3 separate regions of the Homo sapiens genome follow, and regions 1 and 2 are each linked to region 3. The links are chromatin loops, found by intact Hi-C in ENCODE. Cell type or tissue: ovary. All regions are shown on one strand. Links, peaks and the distances in the headings refer to the core of each region. The heading gives the core; the rest is flanking DNA. Region 1 has its middle 24 kb from the start of MIR184. Region 2 has its middle 61 kb from the start of ADAMTS7. Region 3 holds the start of CHRNA3 (cholinergic receptor nicotinic alpha 3 subunit).

Evidence for each region. Peaks named below come from ENCODE experiments on the same cell type or tissue, not always from the same donor. Only the 100,000 strongest peaks of a DNase experiment are listed, where the experiment ranks them.
Region 1: it touches region 3 in a loop (6-fold over the local background); 13 of 110 quality-filtered maps call a loop at or near these places.
Region 2: it touches region 3 in a loop (15-fold over the local background); 44 of 110 quality-filtered maps call a loop at or near these places.

Annotation. Positions count from the first base shown.
Region 1 is chr15:79,180,100-79,190,534 of GRCh38, reverse strand. No RefSeq gene overlaps it. Among named protein-coding and RNA genes, the nearest start is that of MIR184, 24 kb to the left of the region's middle. In ovary, for the core only: a CTCF peak has its summit at 5,963 (motif pointing right); a DNase peak (open chromatin) is centred at 5,954.
Region 2 is chr15:78,745,452-78,755,886 of GRCh38, reverse strand. It overlaps the pseudogene LOC646938. Among named protein-coding and RNA genes, the nearest start is that of ADAMTS7, 61 kb to the left of the region's middle. In ovary, for the core only: a CTCF peak has its summit at 4,671 (motif pointing right); a DNase peak (open chromatin) is centred at 4,686; H3K4me3 peaks cover 323 bases.
Region 3 is chr15:78,613,681-78,624,042 of GRCh38, reverse strand. CHRNA3 (cholinergic receptor nicotinic alpha 3 subunit) reads left to right here and starts at 3,047. Exons shown (of 6, transcript NM_000743.5): 1 at 3,047-3,330; 2 at 5,128-5,267; 3 at 5,382-5,426; 4 at 6,910-7,019. The coding sequence starts at 3,249. In ovary, for the core only: a CTCF peak has its summit at 5,448 (motif pointing left); a DNase peak (open chromatin) is centred at 5,452; H3K4me3 peaks cover 792 bases.

The DNA.
Region 1 (10,435 bases), core at 1,312-9,311, 570 kb before region 3:
AGTTGTGCCAAGGAAGCTCACCCTCCACAGGCCTAGAGCACGACGATGCCAGGGTCAGGTGTTGCTAACAGCCCTTCCCTCTCTTCCACCTCCTCAAGCCCCCTCCCCAGGAACAGTGGAGGGAGAATGAAAGAAGGCACAGTTTCACCTTCTCCATCTGCCTTGGAAGCCGCAACATCTGCCTTCCAATTAGGATGGAGTTACCGGGGTGACGGGGTTGGCTAGCAGGCCCCTCGGCTCCTGACTCCTCTGGGGCAGCCCCCTGCTCTAATGAAGAGCTAATTAACATGAAAAGCATTGATTTAGCCAACTGCTGCTTGTATAATCACAAGGCACTCTCAGCAGCAGCTTCAAAGCTGTCTCTCCCTTCAGAACACAGGATTCGCATAAAGCGTGGGACTAAACCCTCCCCGTGTTTTTAAACAGTGATTTCCCCACACTCCTGAAGTGAAAACACCAGCTCTGTAAGTCGACCACGTAGGCGCCCCTCTCGCTGCCTTCAAGGGGAACTCTGGTGGGTTTGGTAAATGTTAGTACTTGCCCGTGTGACCCAGAGATTGGGTTAGGAATCAGGTTCCATCTTCTCTCCTGGCTCACAAACGTGTGTGTTGCCAAGAACTAGTAGGAGGCCATGGCTGTGCTCTAGCTGTCTCAACAGAGAAGTAGCTTAAACCCTTACAGTGAGGGGTGGGGTGCCTTAACTATAAGGAACAAAGGCATGAGAGGCCTCTAAGACAACATCTGCATGGATTTGTTTGACTCCCTCATCCCAAATGATGATCATTCATCTCCCTGATCATCCATGTGGGAAAGTTTGAGGCCAGATACCAGCTCGAAGCAAGACCAAGAAATTCAGGCTCTGGCTTGGTAGACTTCTGAGGTAGAGTGCCGTATGAACCATACTTTTACTGTCTGAAAATTGATCTTTAACATCTACAGGATGGCTACTAGCTGCTCCCATGTAAACCCTGCAGTACCCGAAAACATCCAGAGACTTTAGATAGCCCCCAAACCAGCCACAATGGATGGGATTTTGCAGGGGCACCACCTCCAAACATAGCGGGCCAGTCTGCCTTATGGCCAACCCTTGTGTTCCAGTGGCCCAGCTTGGTGTGCCATGTTCTCACCAAAGGACTATCAGTGTCATAAAACTGTGAAACTCTTTCTAGTTTCTCTCTTGACCTGCATCTGACCTCAGCAGACTTCACCCAAGGTAGCATTGGTTAGAAGAAAGCAAGTGGAGCCCATGATTCTAAAACTGTGACGACGGAAGGGTCATTCATCAAAGGTTTTGACTGAAGGAAGTGAATTGGAAGCCAAGGGAAAATTCCAAGAAAGAAAAGGACTTAACTGAAAAAAGGTCATTATAGACTCAATCCCTTTCCTTTATTTATAAGTTTAATAGATTAGTTTGGAATTTGTTGAAGATACTTTTCATCCAGATTTCAGGGAGGTACATAGCATGGTAACCCTGTGAAGACATTGGAGCAATGGATAGTTATACATCCAGGTAGATCGGAAACCAGTTCAACAACTCTAGCCAAAGGCTATTGATAAAAGACAACTGACATCTAGAAGGAGGTCAGAGCCACTAACTAGACGGTAGCTGTGCCTTGGATGAAGCTTATCTAATTTGCAGCTGTCATGAAGTTGAGTACAATACTGAACAAGTCGACGACAGACTCCTCTGTACGGCAGCATCACTTTGTCATTAAGCACACAGACTCTGAGCTGAATCTGCCCAGGATCGGATCCCAGCTCCAGCACTTACTAGCTAGTTATGTTTCGCAAATTACTTAGGCTGTGAGTATTAGTTCCAACACTCAACTGAGCCTCTCCCTCATTAAACCAACAAGAGAATTTAAAGGGATTGTATAGGCCAGGTAAGGTGGCTCACACCTGTAATCCCAATACTTTAGGGGGCCAAGGTGGCAGAGTCGCGGGAGTCCAGGAGTTTGATGCCAGCCTAGGAAACATAGTGAGACCATGTCTCTAGTAAAAATAAAAATAAAATAAAAATGTAATTAGCTAGGCATGATGGCACACCCTTATAGTCCCAGCTACTCAGGAGCCTGAGGGAGGAGGATCAAGGATGCAGTGAGCCGTGTTCATGCCACTGCACTCCAGCATGAGTGACAGAGCAAGACCACATCTCTTAAAAAAATAAGAAAGAGGGCTGGGCATGGTGGTTCACACCTATAATCGCAACACTTTGGGAGGCTGAAGCGGGCAGATCATTTAAGGTCAGGAGTTCAAGACCAGCCTGGCCAACATGATGAAACCCTGTCTCTACTAAAAATACAAAAAAATTAGCTGGGTGTGGTGGCACAGCTACTGGGAAGGCTGAGGCAGGAGAATCACTTGAACCCAGGAGACGGAGGTTGCAGTGAGCTGAGATCCAACCACTGCACTCCAGCCTGAGCAACAGAGTGAGACTCTGTCTCAAAAAAATGTAAAAATATAAAGAAAAGAATAAAAAGGATAGTATCTGTAAAGTGCCTGGAACAGAGTTAGTGTTCAACAACTGTCAGCAGTGTTGTTAGCTGAGGCTGGTCACTGGGTGACTGTAATATCAGTCAGGGTCTCAGTGATAACAGAAAATACACTCAAATTGGGATAATGTGAGGATGGATTGCTTTCTAAAGGGACTATTTACAAAGGTGTGCTTGAGATTTAAAGAATCTGAAGATAGTGCTATAACCCAGGGTAGCAATTGCAAAGCCATTACCACTCCTAAGCCTAAGGGCCGAGGGGAGGAAGCAGTTGTTAAAACCCAGAGGGAGAGAGAAGCATAGAAAGGAGGCCACCAAGGGAAACAGTGTCCTTTGGTTGAAGGACACAGGTGACCACCCTGGGAGGAAGTGAGCGGAGTAAACACCCCCACCCTCTCTCTGATTCCAGCTGGAGCACCCATTGGCCAAACCCAACAAGAAGCGCAAGAATGGGTGAGCCTGGCCATACAGGTCAGTTTCTGGGGCAGAAAGCGGGGTGGAAAAAGGTGACAGTGGGTCTGGAGGGACAGAAAGACACCTGGTACGAGCATGTTACATTTGTTGGGGACAAAGTTAAAATCCTGCCTGTCATTTCAATGAAGCGACTACAACAATATTCAGGATGGCAGATATTTAAGAGCAGCATCTAGAAACAATGATTAAAAGGGTTCAGTCGGCTACAAGTCCAATATTCAGCCATTCATTCATTTACTCAGCAAATGCAGGGAATGCACACTGTGTGTCCAGACCTGCACTAAGCATGACAATACAAAAATAAACAGAACAAGAATGTATCCTGAGCAGAGGACATACTGGCATACAGTCGGTGCTCAGTGAATATATGTGGAACATGTGAATGAATCAACTTCATCGTAATGGACTGTCTTCATAGTCCAATATGGACATAAGATGATTTGGTGGCAGCAGTGACTAGGGGAGGGGAGGCGGAGGGCAGGGACAGGTAGTATCAGACCCAGTCACAATGCTTGTTGAAGTGGTGGTAAGGGGATTGGGAGACTCTCTTCTAGACAGAAATGCGGGGCATGTCCAGGGCCCTGGCTCCCTCAGGTCCCATGTGCAAAAAGAAGCATGACATCCAAAAGCTCGATGGTTTCCCAAATGCCCAGGGAAGCCCCAAGTGCGAAGGCTGGCAGGGAGGTCAAGCCAGGTGAGTGGCGGCAGCCAGTCTCCCCTCAGCTGCCATGGCCGGTGGGCCCGGAGCACAGGGAGGGCAGGCACCAGGCTTGTGCAAACTCCAGCTCTCAGGCAGGTGTGATCCTGTTGTACCGTGTAGGGAGGGGTCCCTGAAAACTGTCAGTCTGAAGGCCCTGGAGGGGAGGTGTGGACTTCCGCATGGGTGATTCCCAAGCCCAGCAACAGAGCAGAGCAGGGTGTGGTCCAGGGAGTGTCAGGGTCAGATTCTGGGTCACCATCACCACCCCAGGAAAAGAGAAATCCAAATAGCAAAAATAAAGAAGAAATGGGCAATTTTAGCTGATGGGGGGCAAATGGAGGTTTCTTGGGGGAAGACAAAGAGGCTGTCTTCAGACCTCCAAACCGAGTCTGAAGGCCAGCTGGGGCAATCGCTGGGGCAATCGCTGGGGCAATCGCTAAATCTGCCTGCTTGGAAGCAGCATCAGCATCCGAGAGCTACCGTGCCTCCAGCCCAGGTCTGAGGTGTGAAGGCCTCCTGAAGCCCTGAGAGCCACTTTTGGGAAACCTCTCCAAATCCTGCACATGCTGCAAGACATGATTAAAACCCAGCCCAGCCATCTACAGGTTTTATGATTTGGGGCAAGTCAGTAAATGTCTCTGAGCCTCAAAGTCTGCAAATATCTAATGGGAGTAATCCAACTTCCCAGGGTTATTGTGAGGATCAGATGAACTCGTTATGGTAAAATACTTAGCACAGTACCTGGCACAGATTAGAGACCCAAGGGCTAATGCCTTTCTCCTCCTCCTTCACCTACTGCTTGATGCTTTGCAGAAAGCAGTGGTTCCGAAAGCAAATGGGGCTTTAAGAGTGAGGGTGGGACAACAAGACCATCTCTGTGGCCTAGAAGAGGCCGCATCATGGGGACTAGCGTCCTCCCAGTTCTGCCAGTTGTTCTTCCTGTCTTTGAAGTTCCCCAGGGACCACGGTGAGCCTATCCAGGCAAGAAAGCCCAGGCAGACTGGGCTCAGTGGCTCACACTTGTAATTCCAGTGTTTCGGAAGGCCAAGGCAGGGGGATCACTGAAGCCCAGGAGTTCGAGGCCAGCCTGGGCAACATAGGGAGACCGCTGTCTCTACAAAAAAAAAAAAATTAAAAAATTAGCTGGGCATGATGGTACACGCCTGTAGTCCCAGCTACTTGGGAGGCTGAAGTGGGAGGATCATTTGAGCCTGGGAGGTGGAGGCTGCAGTGAGCCATGGTCATGCCCCTATACTCCAGCCTAGGCGACAGAGCAAGGCCCTGTCGAAAGAAAGAAAGAAGAAAGAGAGAAACAGGTAGGGAGGGAAGGAGAGAAAGAAGGAGAGAAAGAGGGAGAGAGAGAAAGAAAGAGAGAGAGAAGGAGAGAGAGAGGAAGGAAGGAAGGAAGGAAGGAAGAAGGAAGGAAGGAAGGAAGGAAGGAAGCAAGCAAGCAAGCAAGCAAGCAAGCAAGCAAGCAAGCAAGGAAGGCCGGCCCAGACAGCGCCCTCAGCTGGTGGAGGTTTGCAGAGTTCCAGGGCTCAGCTACCAGCTTCTGGTCCCTACCTGACTCAGGGCTGCTGGGGACTGAGGAGCATCTCCTTGGCCGTCGAATGCATGTACCTGGAGAGCTTTTGCTTTTCATTTTCCTCCGGCCCTCTTAGCACGTCTCCACGCCACTGTCGAGCTGGATGCATCTGCCAAATGTAAATCCTCCGGGTTGTCTGAGTGAACAAGCATTCCAAAGGGGAAGCTCCTAGAATTCCTGGGCCCTGGTTGCCCTCAGAGCTCATCTAGACCAGAGAACGCTTTCAGAGGAACAGCCCTCTCTAAGAAGGCAATTAAAGCTCCACTCTTCCCCTCCAGAACTGCATAATTATACCTTGTACAAACACACACACACACAAAATTCTTAAAATTTCAAGTGTTTCACAGAATTCCCAGCCATGGATCCATAGATCTCAAGTTAAGAACCCTGGATTCACCTAACCCCCTCAGGTTGCAGATGTAGGAGCTGAGGCCCAGAGAGGGGAAAGGACTTGGATGGCCAAGATCACACAGGAGTTAGTGGCAGAGCCAGGGGAATATTTTCAAGCTGCCTCTGATACCTCTCTTGGGCTTCTTGATGCTCCTTTCAGTGTGAGAGCATGAGGAATAGGAGAAGGAGCCTGAAAGCCCTATAATCCTGACAGGCAGCACTCTGGCCGAAGGTGGGATCATTTGCGTAAAAGCTCACATTTGCCTAAACCTGGAGAAATAATAGCAGGGTTTCTCTCCAGCTGCCAGGGCCCTTTCTCACCACCAGGTGGCGCTTGCATCATGCATTAGACTGGAGTTACAGCCAGAAAGCACTTGAAAATAGGGGAGATCTCAGTTCGTCTCCTGATTACAGATGGGGAAACTGAGTCCAAGAGAAAGCAAAGGACTTCTTGAGTTATCCTGGACAATTATCTTCCTTGTCCATGATCCTGTTTCCCTTGTCCAACCACAAGTAAGGCATTTAGACTAGAATCAGTTTCCAACAATGGAACTTTGGGTGTAGCGGAAGTTGCTTGGGGAGGTTTCTTGGGGAAGACACAGAGGCTGTCTTCAGGCCTCCGAGTGAGCAGAGCCTCTGAGCCCCTCACTCTGTGCTGCCACGAGCCCAGCCCCATTTTACCTGTTTGACACACTAAGCTTCAATGTATAATTTCATTCAAACAAAGGGTTATGTGCCTAAAATACTTTGAAAATCCCTGATCAGGAATTCCACACAACTCTACTCTAGGTATCTTTGTGGCTTCAAACACTCAAGTGTTTCCAAACTGGCAAAGGCACATGGTGCTGATAAGAGGAGAGAGGCTGGAGAGACCCCCAGCCAGGAGGGCAGAGCTGGGATTCAAGCCCAGCTGGGATTCAAGCACATCTGACTTCAGATGCGGGCTCCTTCACAGCGTCAGCCATGCACAATAATGGAGCACCTACGTTGCACCAGGGATTAGCCCTGTGTATGTTCAGTGCAGTCACATCTGTTATTTAATCTGCCTCTCCCAACTTTGTCACTGTGTGTAAGGATTACCTCCCCATTTTACAGATGAGAAAACTGAGGCTCAAATGATCTGTTTAAGAGAGAAAAATGAACCAGATTTTCTCACAGATAAGATTATCTTGGTCTTCCAGTCTCTCCAGGGGAATCTAGAAATAAGCAGGAAAACTATGGGTACCCCCAGAGCACCCCTGACCCAGGCCTCTCCTTGTGGTCCACTCACTGCCTCTGTCTCTTGGGTACACATCTCCATCCCTTCATTCATACTCAGCTCCTCCCTCCCTCTTTCCCACTATAGACTCCCTGGACATCCCCAGCCTGATCTCCTTGACACCAGTCAACCTTCCACAGACCCCAGGAAGCCTGACACCTGGATTAGGCAGGAGGCTGCCTGGGACCCAAACCCCTCCCCAATTCACCATGTCTGCAAGCTCACCACTAAGAGTGTCAATATTTGGGGCTGAAGACTTTTCCCATGGTAAAACTAAAACCTCTGGGAAGCCACATATTTTAATCTAAAATTAGACATTTGAATCCCAGAGCGAGTGAGTATCTGATCTTTTCCAGAGAGCAAGGAGAGAAGAAAAAAATTACACAAAGTCTGGGAATTGCGGCTTACACCTTCAATCCCAGTACTTTGGGAGATGAGGTGGGAGGATTGCTTGAGCCCAGGAGCTTGAGACCAGCCTGGGCAACATAGTGAGACCCCATCTCTACAAAAAAATTTTTGAAGAATATCCTGGCATGGTGGCCTACACCTGTAGTCTCAGCCACTCGGGAAGCTGAAGTGGGTGGATCACCTGAGCCCAGGAATTTGAGGTAGCAGTGAGCTATAATCATGCTACTGCACTCCAGCCTGGACAACAGAGCAAGACCTTGTCTCTGAAAAAGAAGGAAGGAAAGAAAGAAAAGAAAGAAAGAGAGAGAGAGAAAGGAAGGAAGGAAGGAAAGAAAGGAAGAGGGAGGAAGGGAGGGAGGGAGAAAAAGAAAGAAAGAAAGAAAAGAAAGAGAGAAAGAAAGGGAAGAAAGAAAGAGAAAGGAAGGAAGGGGAGGGAGGGAGGAAAAGAAAGAAAGAAAGAAAGAAAGAAAGAAAGAAAGAAAGAGAAAGAAAGGAAGGAAGGAAGAAAGAAAGAAAGAAAGAGAAAGAAAGGAAGGAAGGAAGAAAGAAAGAAAGAAAGAGAAAGAAAGGAAGGAAGGAAGAAAAGACAGAAAGAGGAAGGGAGGGAGGGAAGGAGGGAGGGAGGAAGGGAGGAAGGAAGGAAGGAAGGAATGGAGGGAGCGAGGGAGGGAGGGAGGGAAAAAGAAAAGCAAAGAAAAATTACATGAAGATTCCCGGAAGTCAGAGGGGCGGAGGCTGAAGGGAGGCAGTGTGCACAGTGCGGATGCCATGGGCACCAAGGATTGTCATCATTTACCCATGGGGCTCTCTCCCCCAAGACTCCCACATTCTTAAATGTGTGTGTTCAAGGCCAGCCCCCAAGCTGGGTACAGCTAAAGAGATTCACCAGGTAAAGTTCTTGCCCTTGGGGAAGGCAGAAACGAATACACACAATACCACGTGAGCGAGCAATGAGAGAGTTGCCTCGTTGTCGTGTGGGAGCCCAGAGCTGAGGACACTATCCTCTACCAGGGAGTCAGGGAAGACCCAAGGAAGTGACAGTGGCCTAGAATCAGAAAGGGTGAGCTTGGGCAGTTCCAGTTTCTTTGGAAACTGAAGCTTACTCAGTGGTGTGCACGTGTGCGTGTGTGCACGTGCGCTGGCAAGAGGAAGTAGAAGCCTCTCTAAACAAAAGGATACAAAACCAAAATCGAGTACAAAATCTAATATTAATTTAGAATGAGAAAAGAAATCAGAACAAATTACTTTTTTTTTTTTTTTGAGACAGAGTCTCACTCTGTCGCCCAGGCTGGAATGCAATGGTGTGATCTTGGCTCACTGCAGCCTCCGCCTCTCGGGTTCAAGCAATTCTCCTGCCCCAGCCTCTGAGGAGCTGGGATTACAGGTGCTGACCACCATGCCCAGGTAATTTTTCTGTATTTTTAGTAGACACATGGTTTCACCATGTTGGCCAAGCTGGCTTCGAACTCCTGACTTCAAGTGATCCGCCTGCCTCGGCCTCCCAAAGTGCTGGGATTACAGGCGTAAGCCACTGTGCCCGGCCCAAATTACAATTTTTAAAACTGAAAATATTACCAAGCTCAAGAAAGTCAGAAAAATAACGTTTTTATTAATATTCCTGAATTGCCTCTAAAATGCTTTTCTACAATATGTATTTTTGTTTGTTTAATCTTTGATAGCCTCTGATATGATAATAATTTGTAATGCCACCTTTTCTTGTAAATACAACATTAAAATAAGTCTTTCATTTCACAGGTAGATCAGTAAAAAATATTTATTGATAATTTCACAATTTATTATTTGTAGAAACAATTTTTAGGATTGTTATCAATTTGGGAAAACCTCAAATCAAGGATCAAGGATCTTTTATATAAAAACTGCAAGATTTCAAGGCATTTCAGGTTTCTTTTGCAATAATTTCTCTTTAAATTGATGGCACTCACTAAACACCTGGTCACCAATGTACTTGTGGTAGCAGCATATTGTAGGTTTCATGTTATCTTTGTCAATGTTGATTCATTCCAAATCAGCAAGAAATATAAATCTTTTATAAATATATTCATATGATTTTCTCCTCTTCATTAATTGGATAAGCAAACCATCCAAGAACCAACCCATTACTTATATTTAAAGTTCATCTCCTCTTAATAAATTATATACAATATGTGTGTAATTCACTCCTTGATGACAGAATAATTTTGTTGCTTATCTTTATAGCTTTTGTTTCAAATTTCATTAATTTGTATTTGAATATTCTCTCAGTTCTTTAATAAACTAAAGATATCCAAAAAAAGGTTTCCATCAAGTATGTCCTAACCAGGAGTCTGTGATTTCTCTCTTGTTTTACAGAAACATTCCAACATGTCTTCCCAAACTGTAGTTATAATGACATGTTTGAGCTTATTCACCTTTTTTAAATGAAGTTTTTGTATCTTGTACTTGAATTTCTCTTCTATCTTTAAAAAAAGAAAATGTGTTTAGGCTCCTTAAAATACCATGAGCCCACGTGGCAAGGCTTGACCTGTGCATTTTGGGTTCTAGCCAAGGAGAACTTGAGTTGGGGGAACATTTAGCTTGTGTTAGTGAGGTTCACCATCAATTCGATTTAGAGTTAAGTTATTGTGAGCCTTTTCGAGTGTAGGAGGGGCTTCCAGGAATACTCTCTCCACACCCTGCTCCTTGCCAGACCGCTGGTGCCAGGGCCCTGAAGGGCTAGGCCAGCCATTGTACCACAGTATGAATGTTACTGACTCCTCCAGTGCCACAGACATGACAGCAGGTGTGACGAAGGGGACGATGGAGTAGAAAGAGCCAGTGGGCATAGCCAACTGTAGTCAAAATACAGTATCTTACTTTAGCACTTTTTTTTAAATTTTAAAAATTAATGTCTTTGGGAGGCTGAGGTGGAAGGATCACCTGAGGTCAGGAGTTCAACACCAGCCTGACCAAGATGGCGCAACCTTGTCTCTATTAAAAATACAAAATTAGCTGGGCATGGTGGCACATGCCTATAATCCCAGCTACTTGGGAGGCTGAGGCAGGAGAATTGCTTGACCCAGAAGTGTGTGAGGTTGCAGTGAACCGAGATCAGGCCATTGCAGTCCAGCCTGGGTGACGGAGCGAAACTC
Region 2 (10,435 bases), core at 1,010-9,009, 130 kb before region 3:
TAAACTGTAGTGAGAGTGTACAAAAGTATTAACAGAGGTTCAACCCATAAAAAACCCCATCCATTTAAAAGCTGGCAATTCGCAGCAGATGTGGGGAGGGAGCTCCCCTCGGTCCTGGTGCGCGCATTTGGACAGGCCTTTGGGTTTCCCAGCTGGCAGGGTCCCCCTTGCAGGGGCCACGGGCTGGGTGTTGGGGTGAAGGTTCAGAGGAGGAACAGCAGCTTGGGGCAGCCCCTGTCAGAAGGGCCCCCTGCCATGGCAGCCAGTGGAGGCCAGGGACCTTCAGGGCACTGGAGGGGACAGAGCAGCTCTTTCCTCAGTGACCCGAGGGAGGGGAAGTGTTAGCGCAAAAGAGTGGGGCCCACAGTCCTGGAAGGAGGAGTTGGCTCCGTCCCGTTCCCAAACTTTAACCAGGCGGAGCCGCCCTCTCTTGCCTTCTGGACACGCATCACTTGATTCCAGGCAGGAGAACCTCTGAGAAAGTGTCCCCAGTCCCTTTCCTCCAGGAACTCTCCTGCTGTCGCACACACACACTACCCGGCAGCTGCTGACAACTGCCTGGAAACACTAACATACCACCGTGGGTTGCAGCCACGACGGGCCCCTGGTCAGGTGCATCTCTCAGGGCAAACTGGACAACACGAGCCTGTCCCTAAAGGCAGCTCTTAGCCCCAGGACATGGCAGTGTGTGCTGGCATGTTCCAGGGGCCATTGGCTTGGAAAGTAAAACCTAAGGGCAGCTGGTGCTGGCCCACGGGCCCAGCCCCATTCCTGCTGCACCTCCTCAGCAGCCACCCCCCAGGCTGACAGCTGTCGTTTCACGATGGGCTGAGGGGTGGGGTGGGGGGTTTCCAACACTTGATTCGAGCGGACTGCAACGCCCAGCTCACAGGACAACTGAAGGAGTCAGACCTCAAATTGCTGTTCTCAAAGACAATGACAACACCCATTTTTGATGCCTGAAAAGAGGCAAAGGCTTCTGGCTAAATATAGAGGCCAGCTCCGTCTACCCAGTGAAACATTAACCAACTCCGCTAAAGACACGAAGCCGGAGCTCACTCTAGCATGTGCTGAAACACCAACTTTGCCGTGGCATTGCTAGAAAGTTGACAGCAAAAAATAATAGGAAAAAAGTACTTCTTAAAACTGCATTACTTCAATTCTTAGTCTCAGTGTGTTCGTATCAACAGAGGATGGTTTCCAGTTTTTTTCGGGTAATATGAAACATTCCACTGAGACTGTTTCTCCTGTATTTTCATAACACTGTGCCAGAAAACATCCTCTCACATCTACGCATCAGGGATGGTCTAGAGGGATTAAGCAAAAACAAGCTCCTTGCTCAAAGCCTCTCCCCAGCCTTCAGAAAGGCAGTCCTCTGAGTTCCCAGAAACTGCTGTGTCAGAGGCAACAGTGACCCTGCATCCTGGCAGAGAACAAGGATGCTTCCAGGCAGTGGTGGGGTGGGCACACATCTGGGAGAGCTCGCCCAAGCCTGCCCCAAGCAAAAAAGTTTCCCAGCCCCAGGCACTGGCAGCTGGCCTCCTGCACAACCCAGGCAGGTGGAGGAGACACCAGGAGCACTGGCCATCCCCAAGGAGGCCATGGTTTTCAGCTGTCCAAGACCGTTCACACTGCGGCTGCACCACTGCCCTGCAAAGCACCCCCGAAAACATTCCTCCATCCCCTCAACCAAGGCCAGCCCAGGCGTGGGCCTGCTTTGCAATATGACGGTCCACTGTTTACTTGGAATCCCATCCCATCGTACTTGGTGAATGATTTCCACGAGTCAAGAAGGGCATTCCACAGAATCTCATGGAGCCATGTCAGGCATGGGGCAAGCTGGGGACAGAGCAGCCCAGTGATCTGCAAACACAGGCTGGCCATGAGAAGTGAGGGTGGGTGTCTGGGCAGCCAGGCCCTCCCCATGCAGGCTGGGAGCCACTGTTGGAAGAGTTGTGTGTGGAAGAGCACAGGCTATTCTAGAAATGGGGCATGGCTGGCAGCTTAAAGCCACCAGTGGGAGGTTCACGGGCTTTCTACAGTGGCCATTTCTGAACAAAGGATGTGCCTGCTTTTCTAAGGCAGCCCCTTTTCATACCGACCTTATGCCTGAGGCAGCAACCCTCTGGCCTACAGGTGCCTGAAGCATAGTGGGCATCCTTCATAGCACTGCCATTCAAAACCACACACCACTGCCCACTATGTACAGGAGAGAGAATATGGGGAGATGCCCAGCAAAGCAAGGTTTCAGAGGGTCAGAGCACCGACAGGCTGACGGAGGCTGGAAACAGGCTCTTGCAAATAGCCACTGGTAAGCCCGAGGATCCACCAATCAGGCAGAAAGCGTGACTGAGATATGTATAACCAAAAGTATGGCACGGAAATGGCTGTAAACAGATTAGACCTCCCACCCCTGCCCCCCGCACAGTGGGAAATGAGGAAGGGCAGCCTGGCTTGGGACATCTGCCCAGCAGATCCCCAGAGGCCACACACGTTACATTCTGGCTTTTAAGTGCACTTTCACCCTTTGGGCACACTTTGGTTGTGAAGGCAGGAAGAGCAGCGTCCCGGAGCCCACTCAGGTATCCTCCTCCTCGTCACTGACCAGCTCACCCTTGTCAGGGCTGGTGTCCCGCTCATGCAGGAAGTCCTCACGGATGGCCTCCAGCTCGGTCAGCTCCAGCCGGACTTTCTCCAAGTGGTAGGCACGTCGGTTCCGGATCTGGCGTACGGGGAAAGGGTTCAGGTCCCCAAAGGAGATACTGATCAGCTTCCTGGCAGGACGCAGGGGAGAGACAAGAGAATCAGCGGCGCTCCAGAGAGTGCTCACACACAGCCCTCACAGGCACAGCAGGTGGCCTGGGGCAGGGTGGGAAGAGCACTGGCCAGGCTGGGGGCCTGATGCAGGGGACGAGGCCCACCTTCTGCAGAGAGGTGACAAGGAACAAAGGCCCAGCAAGAGGCAGGTTCAGAATGATGGCCTGCACTCCAGCTCTGCCACATGCTTGCTGTGTGACTGAAGTCACTGCCTTTTGTGGCCTCTGATTCCTCATCTGCACACTGGGGTAACAGTAGTGCCACCTCCTAGGGTGTGGGATTACTCGTGTTCCCACACATAAGCGCTGAGAAGAGCTCCTGGCACTTGCATGGTGATGGTGGGTATGTCTGCATCCTTGGGCAGGCACGAGGCCTGGCACCGGGCACGAGTCCAGGACGTCTGTGTCCCAGGATTCATTGACTGGGAATGAACACAGGCCCAGGCAGTCCTGGTGATGACTGTCAGACCTAGTCGGCAATGTGACAAGTGTCCAGATGCAGTCTACAGAGAAATGTGCAGCTCGTGGGTTTCACATCCCCAGGTCAGGGCTCCAATTTTCAATAAAATGTTAAGGTTATGATCCACTTGCTCCTAACCACTGGTCAGTGGCTTAATAAAAACAAAACCAAAAGCTGTCCTGAGGCCTGGCTATGGATTTGTAGCACTAATGGGTCAGTCACACTGGTCTCTGGGGATCACAAAATAGGCCAGTTCCTCCAACACTGGGGCCACCATCTTCCCCTCTCTGGATTCTGCCAGGCCCCAGATGCTTTGTATCCACCAACATGGGCTCATGCGCTTCCCTGTCAACCAAAGGCCCAACAGACTCACCAGCCCCAGGAAAAGCTGTGATGAAACAGAAATGCCCCGAAGGACTTCCTGCCTGTCCCCATCAGAGCAGGCCATTTGCTCCTGCTGCTGTCGGCTGCGTGGGCTCCTTTTAACACAGGCACACACGAGGGTGCAACCTTTTATGTTTCAAAACACCCACTACTACCTGGACATGCTTAACTCTCATCCAGAGGCTTAAGGTCAGAAAGGCCAGCTTTATTTAAATTCCGAATTCACCAGTGTGTGTTCTGGAACATGGGAGCACCAGAGAACAGAGAACGCCCAAGCACAGGGGTCCCCGCGTGTGGATTTCTCAGGTTCCGCCTCCTGCCTGGCTCTGCAGACCGGGCTGCCAGCCCCAGCAGGTGGGAGGAGGCTCCGTGTGAACGGGGCACAGGGTCCCCACCACCAGTCCTTTCTCCCCAACAGCTGTCAGCCCACAGCCCCCACAAACCCCAAACCTACGGCGCCCAACACTCCTGTGCTGCAGAACACGAGCCCGAAGTATAATTCTTCATTTGCTCCTCAGTCAGGAGCTGACAGAGACCCCTCGGCCCAGGCTGGCACCCGGGAAGCCAGACCCCACCTCTGCCTCAGGCCTGGAAGGTTCCTCTGGGAGATGAGAAGGTGTCCCATGGTCAGCTAAATTTGGGAGACGATGCTCAGCGCCTTAAAAGGCTCCTAGAAGTCCTGCTGCAGAACGTGGTTCAATCCTGTGTAACTCCCGTCTCCTGAATGCAGCTGACCACACAACTCCCTCCCTGTGTTTCTGAAGGCCAATCGCTGTGCTGCAGGACTGGCCTCCTTGCAACCACTAGTCTGGGAAGCTCATTAAAACACTGAGGCTCCAGCCCAGAGGCGGGTTATGGGCCCCTGCAGTCTTGATAACAGCGGGGAGCCTGCCACCGCCTTGGCACTCTTTAAAGCACCTGTTGGTGTGGCGACCCCGCTTTCTAAAGCAAGCTGCAGGGGAGACCGTACCGCGAGCCGCTCACAAGGAGGCGCTGCAGGACCATGCAAGGCCCAGCAGTGTGGGAGGGGCCAGGTCGGCCTGCGGTGCCAGGGAAGGGGCGGGCACTCGCCAGAGCCACGCCCACTCGCCTCGGCTCCTCCTGGCAGCGCCTGGGACCCAGTACAGAACTGAGGGCAGCGGCGCTCCCAACACTGCCCTAGCTGTCGGCATGGGTGAGCTCACTCCCTGTCACTCTCGGCAATCCTGACCCAACACGAGATGAACAGAAACCCCCCAGGCTCACCCCAGGACTCAGAATCAAATTTCCCCCGCAAATATGATTCCCATATCCCTCCTCATTTGGCAGAAATCAGGGCACTCTTGTTGGTGCTATTAGTAAGCCTGAAACTATTACAAACACACTCCCCAGTAAAAGACTAAAAATAGCGATGACCTCCAGGAAGCCTGGCATGGCCTCAGCCAGCACCTCAGCTCCCATTGTCCAAATCGGCTCTCAGGGTCAGAGCAGCCAACAGCTGCGGTCCAGGGGATATACGGATGAGGGTGGCCCAGAACAGGCAATGACCGTGTGGCCAGGGAGGGTTCCTGAATACTTGGCTGCCCAGGCCAGAAACACAGGGCTCTTCCAAGTCAAGGATCACTTGAGCCCGGGAGTTTGAGACAAACCTGGGCAACATAGTGAGACCTGGTCTCTACACAAAAATTTAAAAAATAGCTGGGCTTGGTGGTGGCACGTGCCTGTAGTCCTAGCTACTCAACAGGCTGATGTTGGAGCATCACTTTGAGCCCAGGAGGTTGAGGCTGCAGTGAGTGGTGATCTCATCCACGGTACCCCAGCCTGGTGACAGAACGACATCCTACCTCCAAAAAAAATTTTTTTAAACTGAGTAGACAGGTGTCCTGGTGGCATGACAGGTCCTGGGTCCCCTTCCAGATCTGTGACCTTGGACAGGTGGCTTTTCCTCTGGACTTCAGTGTCCCCATCTGAGTGAGAAAAGGCAGTGGGGACGCAGATCTTCAAGTTGAAGCAGTGTAGAAGCCGCATCTGAAAAGCCATACTTGGGGCTCCAAGTCCAGCACACAGTCCTAGCAGGGCCCAGCGGGGTGGCCAGGGTGGCACAGGTATCAGGTCCCAACCTCCTTCCCTCTTTGCCCACTCTCAGACCAAGGAATTCATCTTCTCAGAGCTGCTGTCCAACCTGTACTCGCATGGGGACCAGAACACGCTGATGGAGGAGTTGGCAGAGAAGGCACAGTGGGGCGGCGAGATGCTGCGCAAGCGCCACGTGCTGACGGAGGCACCCAGCAACATCGGTGAACATCAACACGACCACTGTCAGCACGCCCACGGGGGCCCGTGGATGACTCCTGGCTGCAGGTGCAGAGCATCCCAGCTGGACGCAGGTACCAGGGCCAGCCCCCACGGTCCCAAAGTCCCCCAGGCTCCATGGCTGAGCCTGGGGGCTCTTGAAACAGGCTCCGTGCCCAAGCTGGCAGATGTGGGTAATCATGCCTGTAATCCTAGCACTTTGGGAGGCTGAGGCAGGCAGATCACTTGAGGTCAGGAGTTGGAGACCAGCCTGGCCAACATGGCAAAACCTGTCTCTACAAAAAAAAAAAAAAAATGAATTGGGCGTGGTGGCGGGTGCCTGTAATCCCAGCTACTCAGGAGGCTGAGGCATGAGAATCGCTTGAACCTGGGAGATGGAGGCTGCAGTCAGCCGAGATTGCACCGCTGCATTTCAGTCAGCTTGAGCAACAGGGTGAGACTCCGTCTCAAAAAAAAAAAAAAGGTAAGAATGGTTCAACTTTTACTTCATCCTATCAATAGGTTAAAGAAGAGTAAAATGGACAGATTTGGAAAACCATTTTTTATTTAAAAAGAGAAAATTAGGAACAGATGAAAACTGTCTTAAGAGTATTTGAGAAACAAAACAGCAAATTTAACATCAGACAAAATATCTAAATTGAGAAATAAAGTTAAAAGGTGGATGGTGTGCCCTTTTAATGTCATACTGGAGCATTGTTTCATAGATACTTGTTTTACTATTAAAGATTGATTATTTAGAGCCGTGGTCCTCACACATTAGAGTGCATCATCATGCCCTGCAGGGCTTGTGAAACCGGCTGCTGGGCCTCACACCAGAGTTTCTAACTCAGTAGGACTGAGGTGGGGCCTAAGCATTGCATGTCTATGTTCCCAGGTGACGCTGATGCTTCCAATTTGAGACCATGCTTTGAAAAGCACTAGTGCAGGGAAATATACTACAGAATATGTTATGAATATACTGGAGAATATGTATATATGTTAGCTTACAGATTTCTGTCCAGTAGAAAAGATAACTCCCAAAGGTGACGTTTTTATTTCCCGATATGATTTTCTTTTTAAGTCAGAATCTTGCTCTGTCACCCAGGCTGGAGTGCAGTGGGATGATCTCGGCTCACTGCAGCCTCCACCTCCCAGGTTCAAGTGATTCTTCTGCCTCAGCCTCCCAAGTAGCTGGGACTACAAGCACCCAGCACCGCGCCTGGCTAATTTTTGTATTTTTAGTAGAGACGGGGTTTCACCATGTTGGCCAGGCTGGTCTTGAACTCCTGACCTCAGGTGATCCACCCACCTTGGCCTCCCAAAGTGCTGGGATTACAGGTGTGAGCCACCATGCCCAGCCTCCCTATAGGATATTAACAAGTTTTGTCTCTATCTCAGAATGCATTTCGGAATGCCCTTCCTGGAGCACTACAGACACTGTCTCTCAAAATGCTCCTTGAACTAGCTTCACCGTGTTGCTGACTCCCTTGTAAATTAAAGAAAATATCTTATACGTATTCCTTCATTATCTGTATGAAAGTCAAGCTTTTCACATTGTGAAAATTATACTTCAGGCTGGGTGCAGTGGCCCATGCCTGTAAGCCCAGCACTTCGGGAGGCTGAAGTGATGGGATTACTTGAGGCCAGGCGTTTGACACCAGCCTGGCCAACATGTCGAACCCCATGTGTACTCAAAAAAAAAAAAAAAATCAAAATTAGTTGGGTGTGGTTGCACACACCTGTAGTTCCAGCTACTTGAGAGGTGGAGGCACAAGAATTGCTTGAACCCAGGAGGCAGAGGTTACCGTGGGATGACATCGTGCCACTGCACTCCAGCCAGAGCCAGAGCGAGGCTCTCTCTTGAAGGAAAGAAAAAAGAAAATTATACTTTGATACAGTATGCTAATATAAAGGATATGATATGGTTTGGCTCTGTGTCCCCATCCAGATCTCATCTTGAATTGCAATAATCCCCACGTGTCAAGGGTGTGGGCCCAGGTGGAGATAATTGAATCATGGGGGCAGTTTCTCCCGTGCTGTTCTCGTGATAGTGAGTGAGTTCTCACGAGATCTGTTGGTTTTATTATAGGCTTTCCCCTTTGCTCGGCTCTCCTTCTCTCTCCTGCTGCCCTGGCAAGAGGAGTCTTCTGCCATAATTGTAAGTTTCCTGAGGCCTCCCCAGCCATGCAGAACTGTGAGTCAATTTAAACCTCTTTTCTTTATAAACTACCCAGTCTTGGGTATTTCTTCATAGCGGAGTGAGAATGGACTAATACAGTGTACTAATAACAGCCCAGACAGTAGTATACAGGTACTAGTATACTTTGATGCTAGAGGTATTCCCATTAAGGTCAGGAGCAGTATGCGCTATCATTACCATGATCTAACATTGTTCCAGAGGGTTTTAGGTCAGCAGTTCTCAACTGGAGGTGATTTTGCCGCCCTGGGGATATTTGACAGTATCTGAAATCACTTTGGCTGTCACACTGAGGAGTGCTGCTGGCATGTGGCAGGCGGAGGCTGGGGATGCTGCTAAACATCCTGCGAGGCGCAAACAGCTCCAGAACAGAGAACTGTCCAGCCCTAAACATCAACAGTGCTGCTGTGGAGAAAGCCTGGTCTAGACAAATAAAACATGGGAAATCCATTAACATACATGTGGGTGGATAATAAACTGGCATTTGCCAATGGCAGTCTAGCTAGGAGGTCCAAAAGGAGCACCTGAAGGACAGTTAGATTTTGCAGGGGCTGCATGGTGGCTCATGCCTGCAACCCCAGTGCATTGTGAGGTCACATTGGCAGGATCTCTTGAGGCCAGAAGTTCAAGACCAGCTTGGGCAACATAGTGAGACCACATCTCTACCAAAAATTAAAAAATCAGCCAGATGTGGGGGTGTGCTCTGAGAGTCCCAGCTGCTGAGGTGGGAGTATCACTCGAGCCCAGGAGTTGGAGGCTACGGTGAGCTGTAATCAAGCCACTGTACTCAAAAAATATTTTTTTTGAAATAGGGTTGTTTTCCATTGCATACAGGGTCTTGCTGTGTTGCCCAGGCTGGTCTCGAACTCCTGGCCTCAAGCAGTCTTCCTGCCTCAGCCTCTCAAAATGTTGAAATTACAGGCATGAGCCACTCCCCCTGGCCTTAAAAAATAAAAATAAAAAAATAAATTACATGGTGTTATGTGGCCAGTTGAAAGATGTTAGAAAACAGTTGTGCATGTGACCCAGCTGTAACCAGTTATAAAAGTATCAGGATCATTAAGAAATGTACTATATCTGGCTTTCCCAAGTTTAGGTTCCTGATGAAAGAATGAGATGGACCTTTTCTTCCTCCCCTCCTCACCTCCCTGCAAGAACCAGGATTGTGCATTTTGACGGGCAGGCTCTTACCTCTGGCAGGCCACAGGGGGCATGCAGAGCCTTTCTGCATGTGCTTTTTGGGCACTCGGATAAAGACCCCCTGTCCAGGCCTTTGTTTAGGATATTTGGCCCATGGAGAAATGAGGCTGGAATCACCTGGGAGGGATAGAGGCTTCAACTGGAAGGAGGAGTGACCTGAACTCCAGGTTGTGGGCCTACGCTTTGTTCCCATGCAGCACCTCGTTAGTGGTGACTGAGGCCTGGAAGTCGGGGACCTTGGTGACCAAGTGTTGAGTGGACAGGAGGAGCTAAGGGAGGTGAGGGGCATCTCTCCAGTACTGACCCCTCCCCATGCCCAAATCAATGCCCTCTATCAGCTCAGACACAGCCCCACCCAGCAGCAGTGCGGGTCAGGAAGGGCAAATGCAGTCGGCACGGATCTGCTCCATAGTCTCCACCTCACTTCGTCTCGGGTTGAGGGGAGTGAGTCCCCACAGCACTGATATGATATCCTGTCAGCTGAGAACATCCAGCTTGATTTAGACAGATAAGGTGGGACATCTCTAGGGCATGGTGTGTGGAGCAGTGCCATCCCTCTGTGGCAGCGAGCCAAGCAATAAACCAGAATGTGCAAAACCTGCGTCCCAGAATCACCATTCCTGGAGGAAAAGCCTATATTGTCAAGATGCCCACAACTAAATTAACCCAAACATTCCACCCAGCCTCGAAAAACCAGTAGAACTTTGACATTAATACACTAACCCTCAGTTCTATACGGAAATGTGTAAGAATAGCCAAATAATGTAACGTGCGGTCATTGAGAGAGAGAAGCCCGTCAGAACAAATGGAACCAAGTCCAGAAACATGTTTGTCTAGGCGCAGGATGCCAGCATGTGTGTCAGCCAGGGAAGCAGACCAGGAGGAGATATTAAGATTTAAAACCCAGCTCTGTAGCTCAGGCCTATAATTTGAGCGCTTTGGGAGGCTGAGGTGGGAGAATCACTTGAGCCCAGGAGTTTGAGGCAGCAGTAAGCTATGATCGTGCCACTGCATTCCAGCCTGGATGACAGAGCAAGACCCCATCTCAAAAAAAAAAAAAAAAAGTGCTCAGATGCACCCTTACATGAAGCCACCTTTGGCACAGCT
Region 3 (10,362 bases), core at 2,363-10,362:
TCTGAAAGGCATGACCTGCTCCTCCATGACTGCGGTGCTGGTCACTTTCCACTTCTCTCTCATGGCTGGGTTCAGGTCTGTCTCCCACACGGATGCTCTGATTCACTCCTCGCACATACTGCCTTTTGCACAGTGCCTGGCATGTAGTAGGCACTCAAAATATTTGTGGAATGGAGGAGGATGTTCTAAAAAATTCTGTTTTAAAAATTATTATACAATAAAATTGACTTTTAAATATATAGTTCTAGGAATTTTAACACATGTATAGATTGGTATAACCACCATCACAATCAGGACCCAGGAAAGATCTGTCACGCAAAACAACTCCGTCCTGCTATTCCTTTAGAGTCCTGACTCCCTGCACTCCTAGCCCCTGGCAACCACATATCTTTTCTCCTTCACTACAGTCGGGTCTTTTCAAGAATGCCATTTAAATGGAATCATACAGTAGTGACCTTTGGAGACTGGCTTCTTTAATTCAGCATAGTGCCTTCGAGATTCAATCAAGTTGGGTTTTTTTCGTATTGCTGAGGAGTGTTCAGTGGTATGATGTTGACGCACATTTAGGCTGTTTCCAGTTTTTGGCAATTATGAATAGAGCTAATATAAAGATTCACATATAGGATTGTGTATGAATAAAAGTTTTCATTTATTTAAACACTCAGGAGGGTGATTGCTAGGTTATATGGTAAGTGTATATTTAACTTTATATGAAACTGTTGAGGCCGGGCATGGTGGCTCACACCTGTAACCCCAACACTTTGGGAGGCCAAGGCGGCAGATCACCTAAGGTCAGGAGTTCAAGACCAGCTTGGCCAATATGGTAAAACCCTGTCTCTACTAAAAATACAAAAATTAGCCAGGTGTGGTAGTGTGTACCTGTAATCCCAGCTACTCGGGAGGTTGAGGCAGGAGAATTGCTTGAACCTGGGAGGCAGAGGTTGCAGTGAGCCGAGATCGTGCCACTGCACTCCAGCCTGGGTGACAGAGCGAGACTCTGTCAAAAAAAAAAAAGAACAAAAGAAAGAGAAAGAAACTGTCAAACTGTTTTCTGGAGTGGCTATACCATTTTGCAATCCCACCAAAGTATGAGAGATCCAGTTGTTCAGCAACTGGATTCCACCCTGGTTTTAATTTGCGTGTCCCTGATGGCTAGTGATTTGAACATCTTCCACGTGCTTTTTTTTTTTTTTTTGTCTTCTGTATACCTCTTTGGTGAAGAGTCTGTTTAACTCTTTTGCTCATTTAAAAAATTGTTCGTTTTCTTACCATTGAGACTTTCTTTAGAAAACAACTTTATTGAGGTATAATTTACATACCATAAAATCCACCCATTTGAAGTACAATTCAAAGAGTTGTCGTAAGCTTACCACCAGAATCCAGTTTTAGAACATCTGCATCACCCCAGTAAGACCCCTCATATGCATCTACACTTAGTGTTGAGTTTTGAGAGTTCCTTATACATTCTGGATACAAGTCCTTTGTTGGATATATAACTTACAGTATTGTCCCAATGGGGGACATTTGCCAAGAGTTGAGAATGCTGTAATTGGAGGCCTGAGAGGTGGGTCCCAATTCTTACATTTTCCATTCCACAAACTGTCTCCTTTTGTTTGGTTTTAATATGGGTAAACAGCACATTCTGGAAATGATAAAGGTGACTCTCCATTTGCTGAATGCCAGGAGGAGAGTTTATGACAGAACTTCCTCCTGCAATAAAAGGATGTCAAAGAAGCCAACATCAAGGTGCCCCCCATCCCTGGTGGGTGGTCAGAGAGGGCAGGAGGCTCCAGGGCACCCTGCCTGGCCAATCAGTGCACATTCTTGGGGTTGCAGATGGTGGCGGGGAAGGGGACAGGTTCTGCAGGGGACTAGGGTGGGAACCCCATTGCCCTCTCAGATTGCTCCATCAGAAGAGCAGATGAGGCTGCACACAGTGGCTCACGCCTGTAATCCCAGCACTTTGGGATGGGAGGTGAACTACCGTCACAGCTGTAGTTCATTTGCTTGATACACCGCTTCCTTTCAACCCCCACATCCTCACCACCTGTTTCTTTGATCACCAATAAATAGCGTGGGCTCCCACAGCTGGGGGCCTTCGTAGCCTCCATACGTTGGCCGCCTGGTCCCGCTTTCTCTCTTGTCTTTTCTCATTCTTTTGACTCCGCCTGACTTTGTCACCCCCATGGCCTGGGGTTGGGTCTGATCACCCCAAAAAATTTTTCATTAAGGAACAATCCAAACGTATTCCAAAGTTAAGAGAACAGTATAACAAACCTCCAGGTACCATCATCCTGCCTCGACAATTATCAACTCATAGCCAATATTGTTTCAACTAACTTCCACCCACCCCTAAGCTATAAGGACTTAAAAAAAAAATACCAGTACTATATCTAAGTTTTTTTGTTTTGTTTTGTTTTGTTTTGAGATGAAGTCTCACTCTGTCACCCAGGCTGGAGTGCAGTGGCGCAATCTCGGCTCACTGCAGGCTCTGCCTCCCGGGTTCACGCCATTCTCCTGCCTCAGCCTCCCGAGTAGCTGGGACTACAGGTGCCTGCCACCACGCCGGGCTAATTTGTAGAGTATTTTTAGTAGAGACGAGGTTTCACCATGTTAGCCAGGATGGTCTCTGACCTCGTGATCCGCCCGCCTTGGCCTCCCAAAGTGCTGGCTGGGATTACAGGCGTGAGCCACTGCTCCCGGCTAAAATATTTAACAATTATTTAATAGCATGAGATACACAAGGCGTCCTTCCCAGGGTGTGTTAGCGTCTCTCCTACGGCGCCCGCCTAGCCCGGTGGTCCCAACCCCCTGCGGGAGCTGCACACGCCCCGGAAACCTGGGACAGAAACTGAGTCCCTCTCCTTCCTGGTGGTGGTGACAGCACCTGCTCAGATCTGGTCGGACGCCGCCGGCCGGAGCACCCAGCCCGGCGGAGAAGGAGCTCGCCCGGCGCTGGGGACTGGGACCTGGAGCCCCTTCCCCTACCGCACGTACGCCCCGCCCCGCGCACGCCCGCCCGCCCGCCCGCGCCTGGCGCAGCTTCACTCCGGATGGTTCCTGTCCTCCCGCGGGTCCGAGGGCGCTGGAAACCCAGCGGCGGCGAAGCGGAGAGGAGCCCCGCGCGTCTCCGCCCGCACGGCTCCAGGTCTGGGGTCTGCGCTGGAGCCGCGCGGGGAGAGGCCGTCTCTGCGACCGCCGCGCCCGCTCCCGACCGTCCGGGTCCGCGGCCAGCCCGGCCACCAGCCATGGGCTCTGGCCCGCTCTCGCTGCCCCTGGCGCTGTCGCCGCCGCGGCTGCTGCTGCTGCTGCTGCTGTCTCTGCTGCCAGGTACGCGCACAGGCGTTAGGGCTCCGGAGGGACGGGCGCCCGAGAAGGGGCGCGGGGTCCGGAGGGGCTGCCGGCGAGAACACCGCGCGGGCGAGCGGAGAGGGCTGGCGCCGTCGCCGGGGACTCGGAACCCGCGCAGACTGGCTCCAGCCCGGCGGCGACTTGGGTGGGGTGGCTTTTTCCCTTTCGGCTCACCTCCCACCCCTAGCCACCACCAAACCTGGGAGTCACTGAGCGGGCGCTGGTACGCGCCGGGTGATGGGGAGGTCGAGACCGGGTCCTTCGTCTTGGGCGCAGGAGTTGGGGATTCGCGTCCCCGCGCTGCCCGTCGCCCTGCCCCGCGCACTGGCTCCCAAACTGGCGCGCCCAAGCCTCCCGCTCCACCGTCTGCATCCCGCCCACCTCCTCATTTGACGGAGATGGCTGAAGACTTGGCCAAGGCCACCTCGGGAAGAGGGGAGTCGCTTCGGGACTGGGGCTGGAGCTGGAGCGCCAGCCTCTCCTCCGGTTGTAGCCTCCTAGCGCTCCTGGCTGCGTCGCTGAGGGACCCTCCACCGGGAGAGCGCCTCCTGTCTTCCTCCCGCTCTCCAGAGGAGCCTGCTGGGGGAAGCCGGCCCTGGCCCGCCGCTGGGAGGCTCTTGGGTGCCTGGGAGGGCTGGTGGGTAGCGAGAGTCGGGGACCGGGCAAGGCTGCAGGGAATTCCTGGAGGGCCCAGGCCGGCGGTCTGTCGTGCGGCTGTGAGCTCAGAGCGCTTTCCGCCCTCGGTGCCGAGGCCTGCACTACTCAGAACGCCATACGCTCTCAACCGACCTCCTGCCTGGGACCCTTCTTTCATCCTGGGGAAGGAGAGTGGGGAGCAGGAAAAATCCTATTTCAAGACCTGAGGAAGTTGGATTCAACTTCCTAGAGGATTCTCCTCCCGCTTCCCCAAGCTGCCCCCAGATCTGTACGTGGGAATCAGAAGACAGCTGACCCGGTATGCCTCACTTGTGCTGGGGTGTGGCTTAGGAACAAAGAGGGGTGCCCAAGGGTTGCAGAGGTCAGAGTCTTTCATCAGGATATGAAGACAGCATCAGCAAGAGCTGGGGGTCACACGAGATCACGGGAGTCACACAGTGCCTTGGCTTCTAAGAGGGCTGGTGGCCACCCCTACAGGGTGGAATGCAGGAGAGGCCCAGACCTGGGCTGTGTTCTCCCGGAGGCTGGGAGGTAGAAGACCTGGGCCTGGGCGACCGTGGTTGGCCCTGCCCCTGGGAGCGGACTGGCCATCTTTCCATCGTGGAAGCAGTGAGTGGCTGTACCCAGGCAGACAGCATTTGCCCCACACCCCCACCCGGCAGAAACAACCCAGGAAAAGATTGCGAATAGTTCTTGACCTCTTACCGCAGCACCAAGCTGTGCACTTCCTTCACAACAACCCTTTGAGGTGGATACGTTTATAATCCTTATTTTGACTGGTAAAGACACAGGTTCAGAGAGGTTAAGCCACTTGCCTAAGCTCACACAGCTTACAAGTGATTTGTCAGGATTTGCACCAGATCTGTCCAACTCCAGAGCCCAGGCTTGCAACCACTGTGCTTCTCACTGAATGCGTGTGGCCAGGTAGAATCCTGCCCCTCTTGGGCCTCAGTTTCCCATTTTGTAACCCACTGGGTTAGACTGGCCTGAAAGTCTAGGGTTCCACAGAATCCCCCCACAGGTGGAGGGGATGCTGTAGATGGGTGATGTTTCTGCTGGGCTGGGTGGGGGAGGTTAAGTAACGATTTCCCCAGGGACTGACAGGGCTGCTTCCCACAGTGGCCAGGGCCTCAGAGGCTGAGCACCGTCTATTTGAGCGGCTGTTTGAAGATTACAATGAGATCATCCGGCCTGTAGCCAACGTGTCTGACCCAGTCATCATCCATTTCGAGGTGTCCATGTCTCAGCTGGTGAAGGTGGTGAGTGCTGGAAGCCACGAGCCGTGGCCATGGGGACCGGGGCTTCTGGAGGAGCCTTTCCCAGAATTAGTCTTGTTTTGTAATTCTCCTGTCAACTTTAATTCCTCTTTCTAGGATGAAGTAAACCAGATCATGGAGACCAACCTGTGGCTCAAGCAAGTAAGTGACCAGACCCTAGGCACTGCTGCCCCCTGGTGGTGACTGTTTTATTTGCTTTAGGTGAACCAAGAAAGGCCTAAAGACCAGGCTTCATTTACTTCTGTGGAACCCAGATTGGGGTCCACTGACTGGCAGATATATCTCTTCTAAGGCTTGAGGTCACATGCACTGCCCTACAGTCCCCCTGGAAGGACTGTAGGGCCCAACCCCTCAAGTCCCAGATGGACAGGTTGCAGCCTGGAGAAAGACATTCTCCATGTTCACACAACAGAAGAGTACGAACCTGAGATTGAAGCCCTGCCCCCAAACCCTGGGGTGGTGCCTGAGACACCTCCTTCTCTCCCTCTTGCTAAAAACTCAGTTTTTTTTCCAGACGGGATCTCGCTCTGTCACCCAGGCCGGAGTGCTGTGGCGTGATCTCGGCTCACTGCAATCTCCACCAGCAGGGTTCAAGCAGTTCTCCTGCCTCAGCCTCCCAAGTAGCTGGGACCACAGCTGTGCACCACCACGTCTGGCTAATTTTTGGATTTGTTATAGAGACAGGGTTTCGCCATGTTGCCCAGGCTGGTCTCGAACGCCTGATCTCAAGCAAACCACACACCTCAGCCTCCCAAAGTGCTGGGGTTACAGGCAGAAGCCACTGTGCACAGCCCCTATACTCATTCTTAAGTCAGAATAAGATGCTGCTGTTGTTGGTAGCGTGGGAGTAGATTTTCCTGTTCAGATCGAGGCCAAGAAATTGCCTTCCACATGTCCTCCCCAGGGAGGCTTTGTCCAGACTTGCCAGGAGACATAATGGCCCATTGGCCTGCGGGTGACCCTTCTGCCAGCCTGGCCAGCTGAGCACTCAGCACACACAGCCTTCATCCCCAGGAGGTTGGAAAGCCAGATGGGCACAGTGCCCCACCCAGTACTTGATGCACACGTTCCCTCTGTGGCCGCAGCCTCACCCCTCTCTCCTCTGGTGCTCAGGACTCAGACCTCCCAGCCTCTGGACCCAGACACTTCCTGGGCCCTGCAGGGGTCATGGATTCTTCCCCCGGAATCTTTCAGAGTCCAGTCTTGCTTAACCTTGGGGTGAAAGAGTGTCTATGTTGGAAAACACCCCTGGAGAGCCATTCAGGGGCTGTAAACAGGCACATGGACCTGGACATGATGCATGAAGTCCAGGAGTCTCCACCTGGCACTAGAAGTGACCAGAGAAAGCACGAGTAGGCCCTGTTTGGTTGATGAGGGGCTGGGCTTGCTCATGGTTATGGGGGCAGTGGCTTCCCTAGTGCCAGGAGGTGGCCCGCAGAGCCAGCCGTGTGCTCTCTCCTGCACTACACCCACAGGAGAAGTTGGACTATGTGATCATGGCATGGATGTGGTTCGGTCACATGCAGCAGGGGTGGGGAGTCACCAAGATGGGTGGTGCCACGGGAAGTAAAACCAGGCTGATTCTTTTACCGTCTCCTTCTCCCTCCCTGCTTCCTTCCCCGAGATCTGGAATGACTACAAGCTGAAATGGAACCCCTCTGACTATGGTGGGGCAGAGTTCATGCGTGTCCCTGCACAGAAGATCTGGAAGCCAGACATTGTGCTGTATAACAAGTAAGGTGCTGGGGGGCCCACGCCCTCTCAGGGCTGTCAGCCTGGGCTCTGGGTTTTTGGCCCACTGTGCTTAAAACCTGGCCTTCCTTGGCCTTTTCCAAGAAGGCTGCATTCATTTGTTCAGTCCATAGGTATGTAATCAGCAACTACTACATACCAGGTACCAGAGATGTTGGAGAGCCACAGAGAGCAGCAGTGTGCTGAGTGGCTTCAAAGCAGGCATGGGTGGGTGGAAGATGGCATTGGGAAAGTTTCAAGGAAGAATTGGCATTTGAAGTGAATCCTGAAGATTGTGTAGGATCTCAGGACAGGGAGATGGAGCAGAGGAGGGCCCGGGGAGGCAGGAGAGTATGTCATGGGCAGCCAAGGTGACCTCATTGGCTGGACTGTGGGACATAAGGCTGGAAAGATCCATGGGCCAAGGACCAACCCCAGTGTGTGGAGGGGGAAGGCTCAGATGCCCGGGGCACCTGGAATGTAGCATCTGTTAGCAGCTCTGTGCAAACAGACAGGAATGGAGTAAACGGTCCCTCCTCACCTTGTCTTTGAAAGAGAATGAGGGTGTTGGAGAAGATCATAGCTGGGTGGGCCTAAGCTGTGTAGTCCCAGGGTTCCCAGCCTGCTGACTGGCATGGTTACCAAGGAGCTTTTTTTTTGGGGGGGTGGGGGGGGGAAGACTGAGTCTTACTGTCACCCAGGCTGGAGTGCAGTGGTGGGATCTCGGCTCACAGCAACCTCCACCTCCTGGGTTCAAGAAATCCTCCTGCCTCAGCCTCCCAAGTAGCTGGGATTACAGGCACGTGCTGCCACACCTGGCTAATTTTGTATTTTTCAGTAGAGATGGGGTTTTGCCATGTTGGCCAGGCTGGTTTTGAACTCCTGACCTCAAGCAATCTGTCTGCCTTGGCCTCCCAAAGTGCTGGGATTACAGCATGAGCCACCATGCCCAGCCCCAATGAGCTTTTTAAAAATACAGGTGTTTGGCCAGGCATGGTGGCTGATGCCTGTAATCCCAGCACTTTGGGAGGCCGAGGCAGGAGGATCACTGGAGGCCAGGAGTTCGAGACCAGCCTGGCCAATATACCAAAACCCCATCTCTACTAAAAATACAAAAAATTAGCCAGGCATGGTGGCGTGTGCCTGTAATCCCAGCTACTCCAGAGGCTGAGGCAGGAGAATCGCTTGAACCTGGTAGGTAGAGGCTGCAGTGACCTAGATCACACCACTGTACTCCAGCCTGGGTGACAGTGAGACTCCGTCTCAAAAAAAAAAAAAAAAAAAAAATACAGGTGCCTGAATTCAAAATATTTTATTCTTTGTTCCTCACTGTCTTTTCTAAAGTTAATATGTATTACGTTATCCAAAAAATCTCTATACCTGTCCCCAGGTCCTGCCCCACAGAAACACTGAGTCAGTGGGTCTGGGTAGGCCTAGGAATGGGTGTTTTCACAAAGCTGTCCTGGGGGCTGTGTGACCAGCTTGCTTTGGGGATCCCTGATCTGGCCCTTCCCTGACATTTCACAGATGAGGACTGAGGCCCAGAGTGGATGTGTGGCACAGCCAGGTCTGGGGTGGTCTCAGCCATCCACTGTGGCTTTGGGGCCACTGTGGGCAGTGGATGCAGGAGGCCGATGCTGTGATCAGGGGGCTGAGCTGGGCACCCCAGCCTGTCTCTGCCTGTGTCCCCAAACCTCTTCTCTACTCTCCCAACAGCAAACCTGCCATCAGACAGTTACCCTGCTACACGGTGTACCCTGCAGGCCTCCTCCCACTGGGAAAAGGTCTGGGCCTTGGAGAAAGGATTGATAGCCCCCCAAGTATGTGAAGCAAGGTTCCCATGTACAGAGTAGGATGAGCATTCTGGGCCCCGTGCTCCCAGCCCGTCTGGGTGGCTGCATCCAGGTCGTAGTTGAGAAGGGTGAGTCCAGGACTAAAAAGACTTCCCTGGCTCCTGCCATCGAGAGAAGCTGCTCTCGAGCCAGTCCTTCACAGTGGGCCACTTCCAGTCTCCTATGGATCCGGAATGTGCATCTTCCCGCCAGTTTTGGGAGGCCTCTCCTCTTTCTCTCTTGCAAAGGTTCTTCCTCTGCCAGACAGGTCCTGCTCATCATAGCACCTCCAAAACCCCTCCCTTTTCTCTAAGTCCACACAAAACTGATACTTCCCACATTTAAGCTCTTTCATTGGACTGACATAAATTTTAGTTGATATTTTGCAATATGCTAGTTAGTTCTCTGGGTATTGAAGAATATCATTTTTGTACCTGCATTTTAGAGTTAAAATGTTTGAATATTTAAACCTTTTACATTTACATTTAAACATTTTCAGCAAAACAGTTGATGTAGAATTAGTCTATTCTGATTTTAATGCTAAGAATACTTCTAGGTTTTTATGCCATATTAGTACAAAATAATGTTTTCTTATTAGTAGTATTGATTTTACAGTTAGTGTCAGGACTAGAGAAGCTATGTTTTATACTGAATCCCACTTTCTGGTCTCTGGCAAAAACAAAAGTGGGTCTTTACTCACTCTAAAGACAGTCCATGTTTTATTTACTGTTTTCCCAAGGAAACACAGCACTTATAAATGTTTCTTGTATGTAATTTGTATTTGTAAACTGGTCATCAAAGAACTGGGACACAATATAAACTCAACAGGCTTGCAGATTTTTTTCTTCTTGCACTGAATTGTCGTAGGAATCACATGGTTCAAATGCTCTTAAGGGAACTGGGCAGGGTGTAGAGAATTTTTGCTAAGCTACAATTAAGAAAATGAGCAAAAAGTTTAATCTTCATGTTTTGCGTTTTATAGCCATTTCCTTGCTGGCAATCTTGAGTGAACAGCTGGAGTACTGTAGGATTTATGATTTTAGCAATAATGAGAGGCGTAGCAAAATGTTGCAAATTGGCTGTGGAGAGGAGCAAATATCATAAGGAATTTCTTTGAAATCTGAAGCTGAAAATAACATTTAGAGAAAATCATCCAACTCATGTTCTCTCTCTTCTCCTAGTTAGAACTTCAATTGCTCAGGATTCACCCTCTGTTAAGGATTTCTCTTCTTTTTTTTCCCCCCACCCCGAGATGGAGTCTCACTCTGTCGCCCAGGCTGGAGTGCAGTGGCATGATCTGGGCTCACTGCAAGCTCCGCCTCCCTGGTTCACGCCATTCTCCTACCTCAGCCTCCCAAGTAGCTGGGACTACAGGCGCCCGCCACCACGCCTGGCTAATTTTTTTGTGGTTTTTTTTGGTTTTTTTTTTGTTTGTTTGCCACTGCTTTACAGTTTTTTTTTAAATTTTATTATTATTATACTTTAAGTTTTAGGGTACATGTGCACAATGTGCA